Regions from separate parts of the Homo sapiens genome. Here regions 1 and 2 are each linked to region 3. A link is a contact called in ENCODE Hi-C or POLR2A ChIA-PET data. All regions are on one chromosome and are shown on one strand. The core of a region is the stretch at or near the end of the contact, and the rest is flanking DNA. Distances in the headings are between cores, read along the strand shown. Region 1 overlaps ALPK2 (alpha kinase 2). Region 2 overlaps ALPK2 (alpha kinase 2). Region 3 overlaps MALT1 (MALT1 paracaspase).

Region 1 (4,272 bases), core at 56-2,555, 190 kb after region 3:
GCTAACACTTGAGAATATTTAAGAGTTATAATTCATTTGTTTATTGAGAGATCATTTATATTATTTCAAGTGGGTTTTCAAATGTTTGCTAATTTCTCTCATGCCTACTTCCAGTCCAGCGTTTCCCTTCATTTGTGCCTCCATGAAATATGTCACTGTCTTGTATCATTTTCAAAGAGTTGAAATCTCTCAAATATAATATGAACGTGGAGCAAAGGTCTTCTTGAACTTACTAAATCATGAGGGAACCTGTACAATGGCAAGAGTTGTTCAAAGGAGCATTTGAGGAATGAAGATTTAGATAGTCCATCAGGCAAAGGAATGCGGAAATACATTTTGAAATAGATATAAAACTGGTTAATGTTTGACAGGTAATAAACTTTGGGAGTTATCTTTTCTACTGCACAGAAACCTAAAAGTTAACCTGTAACTTAAAGTGTCTGAGTGGGTTCTGTGTAAATGGGAAATAGCAAAGCATTCTCTTTCACTAGATCATCCTCAATGATCCTGTTGAACAATGACTGTGATCCTCTTCCTTTGTCCGCAAGTTTTGGGTACTTTCCTTAACAGGCTAAAGCGTGGAAATTAGGTGTCAGAAGACTTTCTTGTGGGTAGGGCAAGACTAATATACTTCGAAGAAACCAAGAAGAAGAAAGTGGTAGCTTGGTTTGAGTCTCTGTGTAGCAGTGGCATGTCTTGGCTTCATGGAGACCTCAAGGTGGCACCCTCTGGTGCTATTTGGCCATCAGTACCTTCTTGGTAACCAGGAACCCATTCTCCACTCTGGGGAGAGAGGTCCTTCTGAGTTCCCTGGGCTTTTGAAAGGGCAGCTGTCCACGTAGAGCGGCCCTACTGATAGCTGAGCAAGGTCATGGAGCACAGGTCATGTTGTTCCCGCTGGGAACCAGTGGATGAGGAGCTGGCTGCTGGGATGGGAGGATCTCCTTGGATGGCCCTGGGAGAAACAACCCGAGGACTTCTCAGCCCAGACTGAGTGGTGGGTGGGGGTGCTGCCAAGCCCTGGCTCCTTAGGGCTGGTGATGGATGATGGGATCTCTCAGAGAAGTCCCCATGCTAAGTACCCTCTCCCTGCAGCCAACTTCACTCTTTGTGTTCTTCTGATCACACTCTGGACATGGGCTTCTTTTGCATTTGTCTGCACAGCTAATCACCACTGCTGTTCTGCTGTCTGTAGCCATTTCCTAAGGTAAAAAGATTTGTCCCTTACAGGGTAAGAGGATATGAAACTGAACTTACCCTCTTGGTTAAAAAAGGCACAAGATCACTTGTTACTGCTTTCTACAGCTGTATTGGTATTTTCTGTTTGTCCATTTCCTCCCAGACTAGAAGACCCTCAAGGGCAAGGACTGTGCCTTTTTTTTTTTTTTTTTTTCTTTTTCATCATTGAATCCCCCAGTACTAAGCACAGAGCAGATACTCCACAAATGTTGGATAGAACTCTTTGGGACTTCCGAGGTAGTTTTGTATCATGGAGAAAGCACACTAATACTACTGTTCCCCACTAATACTACTGCTCACCACGAAGTAATGACTCGTGACCACGCTCAAGACTGGGCTTTTCGCTGAAGCTTCACACGCCGGTGTCATGACACGTTACTCCTCATGACACATCTGAGCGGTGATCTTGCTCATTCTGCTTTCACAGAGGAGGAAATTGAGGGTGACAGGCTACATAGCACACCTGAGGTCGGCCTCAGGGTTGGGATCCAGACCTTTCTGACTCCTACATGTATTCCTTCTAGAAGAAAGCCTTGGGTGGGGACCATGGGCCAAGCCAGGAAAAACGGTCTTCGTGGTTCTGGGCCAAGTATCAGAGAATTTCTAGGCTGGAAGGAAGATGTTCACAGGACAGTTCTAGTTCAGCCCCCAGCCCTTCGGGTAGCCCTTGCCTTCCCCTTTCAATGACAGAAAGGCTGTGCCAATCCTAGAGCCTTGGAGAAGGACTTTCCACAAGCCTCCTCTGTGGCCCACTCTGTGTTTTACTGCCCTGTCCGGAAGTCTTCCCCTTATAACTGGACTTGTTCACATCCAGTTTTAACCATACAGTGGGATATGTTCAGAGACCCCAGGAATGAAGGAAGTAGAATGGTTTAGTGAACTTTGTTTTAAGCCACTGGTATATTCCAGGGAAGGAATGTATATATTGGAGGCTTGAAGTCTATTGAAAAACCAACCAATAATGAACACTGTTTTTGAACATGCAACTGAGACAAACTCAAGCTAGGTGAATTTTTGTTGTTAAACTATGAAACGAACCCAAGCTAAAATGTACACCACACACATGTATACACATACATACACAGAATCTTGGTGAATGTTTAAACAAAGTTCATTTTAAAGAACAAAACCAGAACAACGTCTGAATATCCTTTTTTTTTTTTTTTTTTTGCTGTAGAGTAAGTTTTTTGTTTGAGACTTTGGAATAAATATGTGGCTCTCCCTATGTTTCAAATTATCCCAGACTTGAGGGCGGGAACCATAATTTACTTGGGGAGGCAGCTTAATGAAGTCAAAATCATTTGCTTAAATTTTTCTATGCCTCAGTTTCCTCATCTGCAAACTGAGAATAGTAAACATAGTTCTCTCATTAGGTTGTTCTGAGGGCATCATGAAATTGATCTTTATGTGATTTGGCACAATGCCTGGTACATACCAAATGCTCAGTGCACATTAGCTATTGGCATCATCATCACTGTCATCATCACCACCAATATGACCACCACCACCAGTTTTAGTTTTCATAGCACAGTGACCGGAACTTAATAATTTTGGGTGAGTGAATGGTTCGATGGTTGGTACCTCACTAGGGGAGTACAGGACACTATTACAAAGGGGCCCTCAGTCACGAATCCTTATGTAGCATAAAGCTAAGAACCCCGTTTTCTCTTGTCCCTTATTGTATCTGTATAAGTTTGGGTTTGGAGTTATCAGACTTTCCTTCAAGCACAGGACACCCGGATTAGTCACATAATTGAGCTGAATTCTGAGCAGAAATGTTAACAACAGCTCCCAGAATTCACAATTTCAATTCTTTGCTCTACTCATGGCAGTTAAACCTACTGCTTATTGGAGTGAGCGTGTTAGCCAAAATGTAATGACTCTCCTCTGTGGATAAATCAATTATTTAAACAGCTGATCGTGATTTTGCCCTTTGGGCAGCTCACTGGCTGAAAACATGTGAGCAGGGAAGTCTTAGCTTCTTTCTCCTTAAGTATATTAGGAAAAAATGCAACTGTAGAATGATGAAGTGTGTCAATGTGAATATTCCTCATTGCAGTGCAGGGGACAACTCCACTGTTTCCTTTGCCATCGTGCAAGCCAGTCCGAAGGACCAGGGACTCTATTACTGCTGCATCAAGAACAGCTACGGAAAAGTGACTGCTGAATTTAACCTCACAGCTGAAGGTAAACCACAGTTTTCAATGAAAAACCACTGGCCCCTGCCCGTTCACAATGGACATCTGTACTGAAGCCATTCTCTGCTTTGTCTTCTTCTAGTTCTCAAACAGCTGTCAAGTCGCCAGGATACTAAAGGTAAGTCAGTTAGGGTTGACCTGCCAGAGGAAATGGGCTTACTGTAAAGCATAAAATAGCTCCCAGAGGAAAGAGTAGAAGCAGTAATCCTCTGGACTCTTCCAACCGAGAAGGAGAGCTATGGCGTGACTTAAGAAATGAATGCCATCAGAGAAATGCAAATCAAAACCACAATGAGATACCATCTCACACCAGTTAGAATGGCGATCATTAAAAAGTCAGGAAACAACAGGTGCTGGAGAGGATGTGGAGAAATAGAAACACTTTTACACTGTTGGTGGGACTGTAAACTAGTTCAACCATTGTGGAAGTCGGTGTGGTGATTCCTCAGGGATCTAGAACTAGAAATACCATTTGACCCAGCCATCCCATTACTGGGTATATACCCAAAGGACTATAGATCATGCTGTTATAAAGACACATGCACACGTATGTTTATTGAGGCACTATTCACAATAGCAAAGACTTGGAACCAACCCAAATATCCAACAATGATAGACTGGATTAAGAAAATGTGGCACATATACACCATGGAATACTATGCAACCATAAAAAATGATGAGTTCATGTCCTTTGTTAGGGACATGGATGAAATTGGAAATCATCATTCTCAGTAAACTATCGCAAGGACAAAAAACCAAACACCGCATGTTCTCACTCATAGATGGGAATTGAACAATGAGAACACATGGACACAGGAAGGGGAACATCACACTC
Region 2 (3,782 bases), core at 1,064-3,563, 150 kb after region 3:
ACTAAGGATTTGGATGTCTCGTGTTCAGGTGGTTCTACTCTGCTTGGAGTCCCCAGGGCAGTGTCTTAAAGTGAGGGCCTGGACTATTTGCATTGGAATCACCTGATGAGGTGCGTGTTTAAAAAAACAACATAGGTCCCTAAGTTTTACCACAGACTTGCTGAACCTGCATTTTTATTAATTTTGAGGCAGAGTCTTGCTCTGTCACCCAGGCTGGACTGCAGTGGCGCAATCTCGGCTCACTGCAACCTCCGCCTCCCAGGTTCAAGCGATTCTCTTGTCTCAGCCTTCCGAGTAGTTGGGACCTCAGGGGCCTGCCATCACGCCCGGCCTTTTTTTTTTTTAAGTAGAGACAGGGTTTCGTCATGTTGGCCACACTGGTCTCGAACTCCTGACCTCAGGTGATCTGCCTGCTTCGGCCTCCCAAAGTGCTGGGATTATAGACATGAGCCACCGTGAAAAAATATGCAGGCCTGAACCTGCATTTTTAATATGCTGTCTGAGAAATAAATGCAGGCCTGAACCTGCATTTTTAATATGCTGTCTGAGAAATAAATGCAGGCCTGAACCTGCATTTTTAATATGCGGTCTGAGGATTCTCTTGGGCATTAAAGTTTGGAAACCATGGGCTCAGTTAGATGGATCTAGAGAGAGAATACTACAACTTTTAGAGGCATTTCTGTAAAGACTCACAGGAGTTTGGAAACAACAAGAAATTTAGGCTCCTCAAGTGTAACCTCCTTTGCCCTAAGAGGAAAAACAAAAACTCGTGACTGGAATTTTCTTCTGCTTTCTAGTTGGCTTGCTATAAACGCAGCTTGTTCTTCACCTGTCTGGGGAACTGAAATAAGTACAGATCCTGATTTATTGTAACTAATCCAAAACAGGTGTGCATTTTACAGCTGTGTTTTATTTTGAGGAGTAGTTCAGTGGCAGGAATTTGGGTGGCAGCAGGGGAGGCTGGTGAGAGGAGGGTCACTTGGCAATAAGGTGGGTTTTAGTCTCTGTAACAAATCTACTGCCTGCTGTTGGAGCTGAATGCGAGACATGGCCTCTGTTGGTCTTTGTTGGTCTTCTTTGGCTATGATAGAAGATGAATTTGCATCTCTGAAAGGAGATGGAAAAAGCATTGAACTAACCCAATCATATATCAAGACAAATGATAAAGCTGTGGTCATGAGATAGTGTGGGAGTTGCCGTACATAAGTAGATAAACCAAACTGAGGAAAGAGTACAGAATCCAATACTGGAATTTGGTTTATGGATAGAAATAGTCTTTCAACTTGTAGGGAAGAGACAAGTGCTTCAATGCTGACACAATTAGCCACCATATGGAAAAGATATCAGTACCTTACAATGGACCCCCAATAAACTGATGTTATTTGATCTCTGAGTTAAAATTTTTAAAAAACTATAAAGTACTGAAAAAATTTTTCAAAATGATTTTCATGATCTTGAGAGATATAAGATCTTCTTGGGAAAATAATAGGCCTGGTGCAGTGGCTCACGCCTATAATCCCAGCACTTTGGGAGCCCGAGGCAGGTGGATCATGAGGTCAGGAGTCCTAGACCAGCCTGGCCAATATGGTGAAATCCCATCTCTACTAAAAATACAAAAATTAGCCGGGGCGTGGTGGTGCACGCCTGTAGTCCCAGCTACTCGGGAGGCTGAGGCAGAAGAATTGCTTGAATCCGGGAGGCAGAGGTTGCACCACTGCACTCCAGCCTGGGTGACAGAGCAAGACTCCATCTCAAAAAAGAGAAAGAAAGGAAGAAAGGAAGAAAGAAAGAAAGAAAGGAAGGAAGGAAGGAAGGAAGGAAGGAAGGAAGGAAGGAACAAAAAAGAGAAATATCAATAATTTTGATTACATCAAATTAAAATTTTTCTATAGAACAAAAATACCACTAAGAAAATTAAAGTGATACACTTTTTATGTAGGACATTGTAATAGACAAAGATTAATTTCCAGGGTATATAAAAATCAAATAGATAAAACATCCGTAACAATTGAATTATTTTTAAAAGGTAAATATATACAAAGTTTATGGAAGAGATAAATGGTCAATAAATATGCAAGAAGTTGCTCAACCTTATGAGTAATTAGGAAAATACAAATTTTAAAGATATAACATCTTTCATCAGATAGATAAAAAAATTAAAAGTACAGTACCAAGCTGATATTATAAGGAAATGGGTACATTGCCAGTAAGATTAATTTGGCAAAATCTCTTTAAAAATCTCTTAAAATCTCTTAAAACTGAAAAGGGCATTAGCCATGATGCAGCAGTTTCACTTCTCAATATCGACTCTTGAGAGAAGCTTGCATGAAGGCCCAAGGAAGCATGTGACATCATGTGTGTTGTAGAATTATTTCTAAGGAAACGTTTCTAAGGAAATGTTCATGGGTAACTGGCTAAATAAAATGTGGCCTGCTCAAATGATGGATGCTTCAAAACAACATAGAATTAGAAAGGTACACTGAAGAATAATACATACAATACGATACAATTTATGCCCCCCAACCATTCCATAGTAGTATATGTTATTTGTATATACATATATAAACACATAAAATTATTTTTTAGATCTGGAAGAATACATTCAAATGATAGGATTAACTCTGGAGAGGGAAGCAAGGAACCTAACATTTGGAGGGGTGATTAATGTTTTTAAATGTTTAAGGAAATTATTTTTACTGATAATATTGAAAACTTTTAAAAAAATTTTTTTTAAAAAAGGAAGACATAAACTGGGAGCTAGATTTTAGTTCTGGTTCTGCCATTAACCAACTGTATATCCTTGGGTAATTTCCTTTCCTCTCTTTGGGCCTCTTTCCTCAGTGTAAACTGAAGGGGTCAAACATGAAGATCTGTTAATTTCCGAGGCAGTGAGGTCCTGTGAATCCCTAATTTTACATCAGCTGCCAAAATAAATATCAAACAAAGTGGAAGAGACTGTGGCTTTCATGGTAAGGAAAGTCTGTCTAAGCAAAAAGGAAAAAAAAAAAACCTGATGATGTAAGAATTTTGCACAAAAACCCCCACCATAAACTGATATTAAAAACAAATAAAAACTTAGAAAAGCACTTGTGATGTACAAAGAAAGTGATGTAAGAAAAGATGAATAGCTTAATAAAAAATGAACAGGGCCAGGTGTGGTGGGTCATGCCTGTAATCCCAGCACTTTGAGAGGCCGAGGTGGGCGAATCACCTGAGGTCGGGAGTTGGAGACCAGCCTGACCAACATGGAGAAACCCCATCTCTACTAAAAATACAAAATTAGCTGGGTGTGGTAGCGCATGTCTGTAATCCCAGCTATGTGGGAGGCTGAGGCAGGAGAATCGCTTGAACCAGGGAGGCAGAGGCTGCAGCGAGCTGAGATCGCACCACTGCACTCCAGCCTGGGCGACAAGAGCGAAACTCCATCTCAAAAAAAAAAAAAAAAGAACAAAGACATCAAATACGCAATTCATGAAATTCATCATAAACTTATCAACTCCATTCCTTTCTGCCTTCCTCCTTTCCTTCCTTTCTCAATTTTCAGAGATTGTTCTTAATGTGATGATACTTCATGCTAATAAGACTGTATGGAAACAGATTTTTCTCTTACACTGCTGGCAAGAGTGCAAATTAGTACAACCCTTCTGGATGTCAAATTGGTGATATTTACTAATCCTTTAACATGTAAATTTTGGCCCTGTAATTAGCCTAATAAAATTATCAGAAGTATAAATAGAGCCATCGGGACAAGAGTCTTTTCATTGTAGCATGGTTCACAATAA
Region 3 (3,813 bases), core at 98-2,597:
AAAAGCACACAACTGATCTGAACCATTATAAATTCTTACTCTTTAAAAGTCTTAGTTGGACTCTCAATACACATTCACTTGTAGATCAGACTTGTAAGACCTTGCTTCCATTTTCTTTAGCCTCTAAGCCTCTGCCATAGAATAAGATCTATATTCAGCCTTACTTTACTCTTTTTCCCTCAATCTTTTTTTTTTTTTTTGAGACAGAGTTTCACTCTCGTTGCCCAGCTGAAGTGCAATGGCACGATCTCAGCTCACCACAACCTCCACCTCTCGGGTTCAAGAGATTCTTCTGCCTCAGCCTCCTACGTAGCTGGGATTACAGGCATGCACCACAATGCCCAGCTAATTTTTGTATTTTTAGTAGAGACGGGGTTTCTCCATGTTGGTTAGGCTGATCTCAATCTTCTGACCCCAGGTGATCCTGCCTGCCTCGGCCTCACAAAGTGCTGGGACTACAGGTGTGAGCCACCATGCCCAGCCTTTTCCTCAATCTTTTAAGCATATTACTACGCCTAATTACTTAGAAACAAAAAACATAAACTAAAAATGTCCTCAGCTTCCCAATAAATCTATCTGTTCACCAATCTCTCCTTCTTTTTAATCTCAAAAGAGGTTTCAACATTCTGATTAAAGCCAATTTCTCTTGTTTTCACCTTGGCCCAAATCCCTATCATCTCTTCTAGGAACTTGCTCTATAAATTGTCCTCTCTTTGATGGATCACTCTAATCTACACAGTCTCAACAGATACTTCCTTTCCAAATGTAAATATCCTCACATTTTCCCCTCCTACCAAAACACTTTGAATATATGCCCTATCTAGTTAATTTCAAACCACTCTTTCTTTCCAACAAATTAATATGTACTGTCTTCATTTGTTCACTTCTGAATCTTTCTTTTTCCACTATTTTATACATTGTATCCATGTTTAAATTCCCAGCATAACTCAGTAACTGACACATATTAGGCACTTTCAACATTCCACTCAAAGCCACCAATCACATCTTCAGTAGCTGAATCCAATGGACAAATTTTAGACATATTTTATCTGGCTTCTGCCAGCATCAAGCTGTTAGCTATTTTTACCATCTTTAAATGTTAATCTGCTAAACTTTTATCTGCTAAAGTTTTCTCCCTTACATTTTCTTGTCCCAGGCATTCTTCAAATGCAACTGTTCGTTTACATTTTATCCTAAATTCTTTTCTCTTTCCATTGGAGAAGACAGGGGAGCAAACGCTAAAGCTACTGCAGCCTTTGTGATTTCTATCCCTCACCAAGAGACAGCACTAACCACTTCCTCCTCTATGCTAACTATGCAGCATGTACATGTTTCTTTTTGTACGCATGTCTGTTTGCATATCGTGAGAAACACACAAATCACTCCACAGAAGTTGACTTGACCCTAGAAACTGAATTTGTAATCATTTTTAAGCCTCCTCTTCTAAACCTTCTTTTACAGATACAAAAAAATAAAACATTTGGTCCCAATGTTATTCACATTTCTTTAAAAAACCAAATTAAAATGTCTTAAATTCCTTCTGGAGTTATACACAATAATTATACTTTGATAATGCATTTTAAAGTTCTACTCACCCAAAGGCTGGTCAGTTGTTTGCTCTTTATTATCTATACAAAGATAAAAAAGCAAAACATGTAAGATCCATGGTATATTTCCAGAGTTAAAGATACATGAAAAGTATATAACATCAGCAGCATCACTTACAGAATATAGTTTCTACTCTTCAGATTTTTAATAAAAACACTCTTGAATGGAAAAAAACGATGGTGGTGTTCACAATAGGAAGTAGCAGTAGTTACCATTTCCTGATGCCTCAGCTGGCACCGTTCTATATGCTTTATATATAACAGATCTAATGAAACCTCACTCTACCCTATGAGGTGCCTACTATTATTAACCCCATTATATAGATAAGGAAATTAAGGCAGAGAGAGATTAAAGTCACTTGCCCAAAGTTATGAAGCTAGTAAGTAGCAAATCTGGATACTAACTTAGGGAGTCTCCTTCTGGATTCTATGCTTTCACCCTCTAGTATACATAAAATAAAATCCCGCCCCGCACCTGAAGCACCATGTAGGGAAAGATGTAGTTCATCAGTTGTGTGTCCACTACTGTCGGGAGATAACTTTGTACTACTGGTCAAATACATGCCACTGAAGCCTATTAAAAGCTTTCCCTATACAACATTCTTCTTTTAAACCTAAATTTTTGGTACTCCCTGAATTGTGGGAAATGAGGAAAAACTCAAAGGGCCAGGAAAATTTTAGAATCTTAGTGGTGGCTATTTACAAAAGTTTTTCTGAAATAACTTTTCATAATGTTCATTAAAGAAAAGCAAGAATTAACAGACTAATTTAGGAAAGGGGATTCTATCCAGACCCCCTATTCTCCCCCAGTAAGAGAAACAATTACTAGGATGGTTTTTGACAGTTCAAGACCTACTTGAGGCAGGTCTCATTGAGGCTTTATGTGAATTTGAGGACACTACAGCAAGGAGAATGACGCACAGGTAATGGGGACTTTCTGCTGTGTCTAGTTTGCTTATATACAGTCAGCACAGCCCAATGGCATTCACAATAATAGATGTTTGCTAATGCAATATGAGTATGACACTAAGCAAACTAGTAATGATGCTAAAATAATGAGAAATAAGTGGAGAAGTAATAGGGTTTTCTACAAATATTAAATGACATAACCACCTTCTTAAACTATTCCTGAAAGGTTTTATTTTCAGATCTATCCACAGGTTCCATCATTGTCTTTCAGAAAGCCTACACGAGGTTGATATCCTGTGTCTTCATGTAGTTCTCACTGTTGATATGCCTTTTATCTCAGGTGAAGGCTTAACTTATTAGAAATCTGTTCTAATTAAAATTAGCCTACAGAGTTCTACATACTCTTGACAACTGTCACTCATTAAGAAATGGTCACTGACCAACCGACCTGTACGATGCCAATGATCCCCACAAACACACTTCTTACTCCAGATATAGGCACCCACCCAACTAGTTCAGATATGCTGTATGACTGAGGCACCAAGAAAAAGGTCCCAGGGGTCTGATCAGTTCAGAAATGTTACCCCTGTCACTCTGTCAAACACTGCTTCCTGCTTTCAGATTAAAGGTCACGTACTTCCCCCATTAACTTCCTTGTTATGATATAAGGAGTAATACACAATGATAATACCTTGAGGTTTTATGTTACCTCAAACACTTCTTTTCTACCCTTACAGTTTTATAACCTAAAATATTTTTAATGTATCACTTGTATAAAATTGTACTTCATGTAGTTAATTTCAACCTTAAATTATATTATTTCAATAAAGAGAAAAAAGTTACTAGTATTACTGTAGCAAAAGAGTACCTACGGTAACTTTGCTGCATTCAACAACTTAAAAATCTAAAACTAAAGTTTTATGTTTGTATTACTCACCAGGATGACCAAGATTATTTAATTCATCTAAAACAAAGTAAGAGAAAATAGATTAAGTAATCTAAACACCAATTTAGCACAAATAGTAAGACTAATCCAAGTAGTTTTGAGCCAGTGAATCATGTTATAGTGTTTTATCAGTTTACAACTTTTCAAATTAAATGAAGAAGCCATGCAAATACTGAATAGCAAAGAATAGTGAATATTGCTGTGCTTATCATTTAGGACTTCTAAGCCATCACTGTTTTCATTAAGTGACAAAAACTAGGCTCTTTCATAATTTATTCATAGTTTTAGATATTCTGGCTAATTAAAAACAGTAATCTCAAATGATCTTTTTAAGTCAACTTTTAATTTTAG

Evidence for each region. A loop is a pair of places that touch in the nucleus more often than their neighbours do. ChIA-PET counts read pairs that join two places held with the same protein, here RNA polymerase II (POLR2A). Pooled maps may share reads with other maps.
Region 1: a map of B cell shows a loop between it and region 3 (5-fold over the local background). The contact joins two enhancer-like sites. A Hi-C loop is called at or near these places in 3 of 168 maps with a recorded cell type or tissue (B cell, CD8-positive, alpha-beta T cell and naive thymus-derived CD4-positive, alpha-beta T cell), 2 of 37 single-sample maps with no recorded cell type and 8 of 50 pooled maps. POLR2A ChIA-PET finds 5 or more read pairs at or near these places in 3 of 52 experiments (GM10248, activated B cell and activated CD4-positive, alpha-beta T cell).
Region 2: a loop to region 3 is called in a pooled map, with 2.5 times the contacts of the local background. The contact joins two enhancer-like sites. A Hi-C loop is called at or near these places in 1 of 168 maps with a recorded cell type or tissue (IMR-90) and 2 of 50 pooled maps. POLR2A ChIA-PET finds 5 or more read pairs at or near these places in 2 of 52 experiments (HEK293 and activated T-cell).

What each region holds. Positions count from the first base shown.
Region 1 is chr18:58,523,089-58,527,360 of GRCh38, reverse strand. It overlaps ALPK2 (alpha kinase 2), which reads left to right. Exons shown (of 13, transcript NM_052947.4): 7 at 3,299-3,426; 8 at 3,520-3,555. Among named protein-coding and RNA genes, the nearest start is that of ALPK2-AS1, 32 kb to the left of the region's middle. RefSeq lists a silencer at 1,214-1,293. Within about 2 kb of position 1,305, at least 5 of the 41 ENCODE cell types and tissues checked have a DNase peak (open chromatin) inside an H3K27ac peak, as active enhancers do; they include B cell, where a contact is called at or near this core.
Region 2 is chr18:58,563,787-58,567,568 of GRCh38, reverse strand. The region is part of intron 4 of ALPK2 (alpha kinase 2); the gene reads left to right. It overlaps ALPK2-AS1 (ALPK2 antisense RNA 1), which reads right to left. Exons shown (of 2, transcript NR_188108.1): 2 at 891-1,107. Among named protein-coding and RNA genes, the nearest start is that of ALPK2-AS1, 8.7 kb to the right of the region's middle. Within about 2 kb of position 2,313, at least 2 of the 41 ENCODE cell types and tissues checked have a DNase peak (open chromatin) inside an H3K27ac peak, as active enhancers do.
Region 3 is chr18:58,713,750-58,717,562 of GRCh38, reverse strand. MALT1 (MALT1 paracaspase) reads right to left here. Exons shown (of 17, transcript NM_006785.4): 8 at 3,454-3,480; 9 at 1,596-1,628. The region is part of intron 1 of LOC105372146 (a long non-coding RNA gene); the gene reads left to right. Among named protein-coding and RNA genes, the nearest start is that of MALT1-AS1, 44 kb to the right of the region's middle. Within about 2 kb of position 1,347, at least 5 of the 41 ENCODE cell types and tissues checked have a DNase peak (open chromatin) inside an H3K27ac peak, as active enhancers do; they include B cell, where a contact is called at or near this core.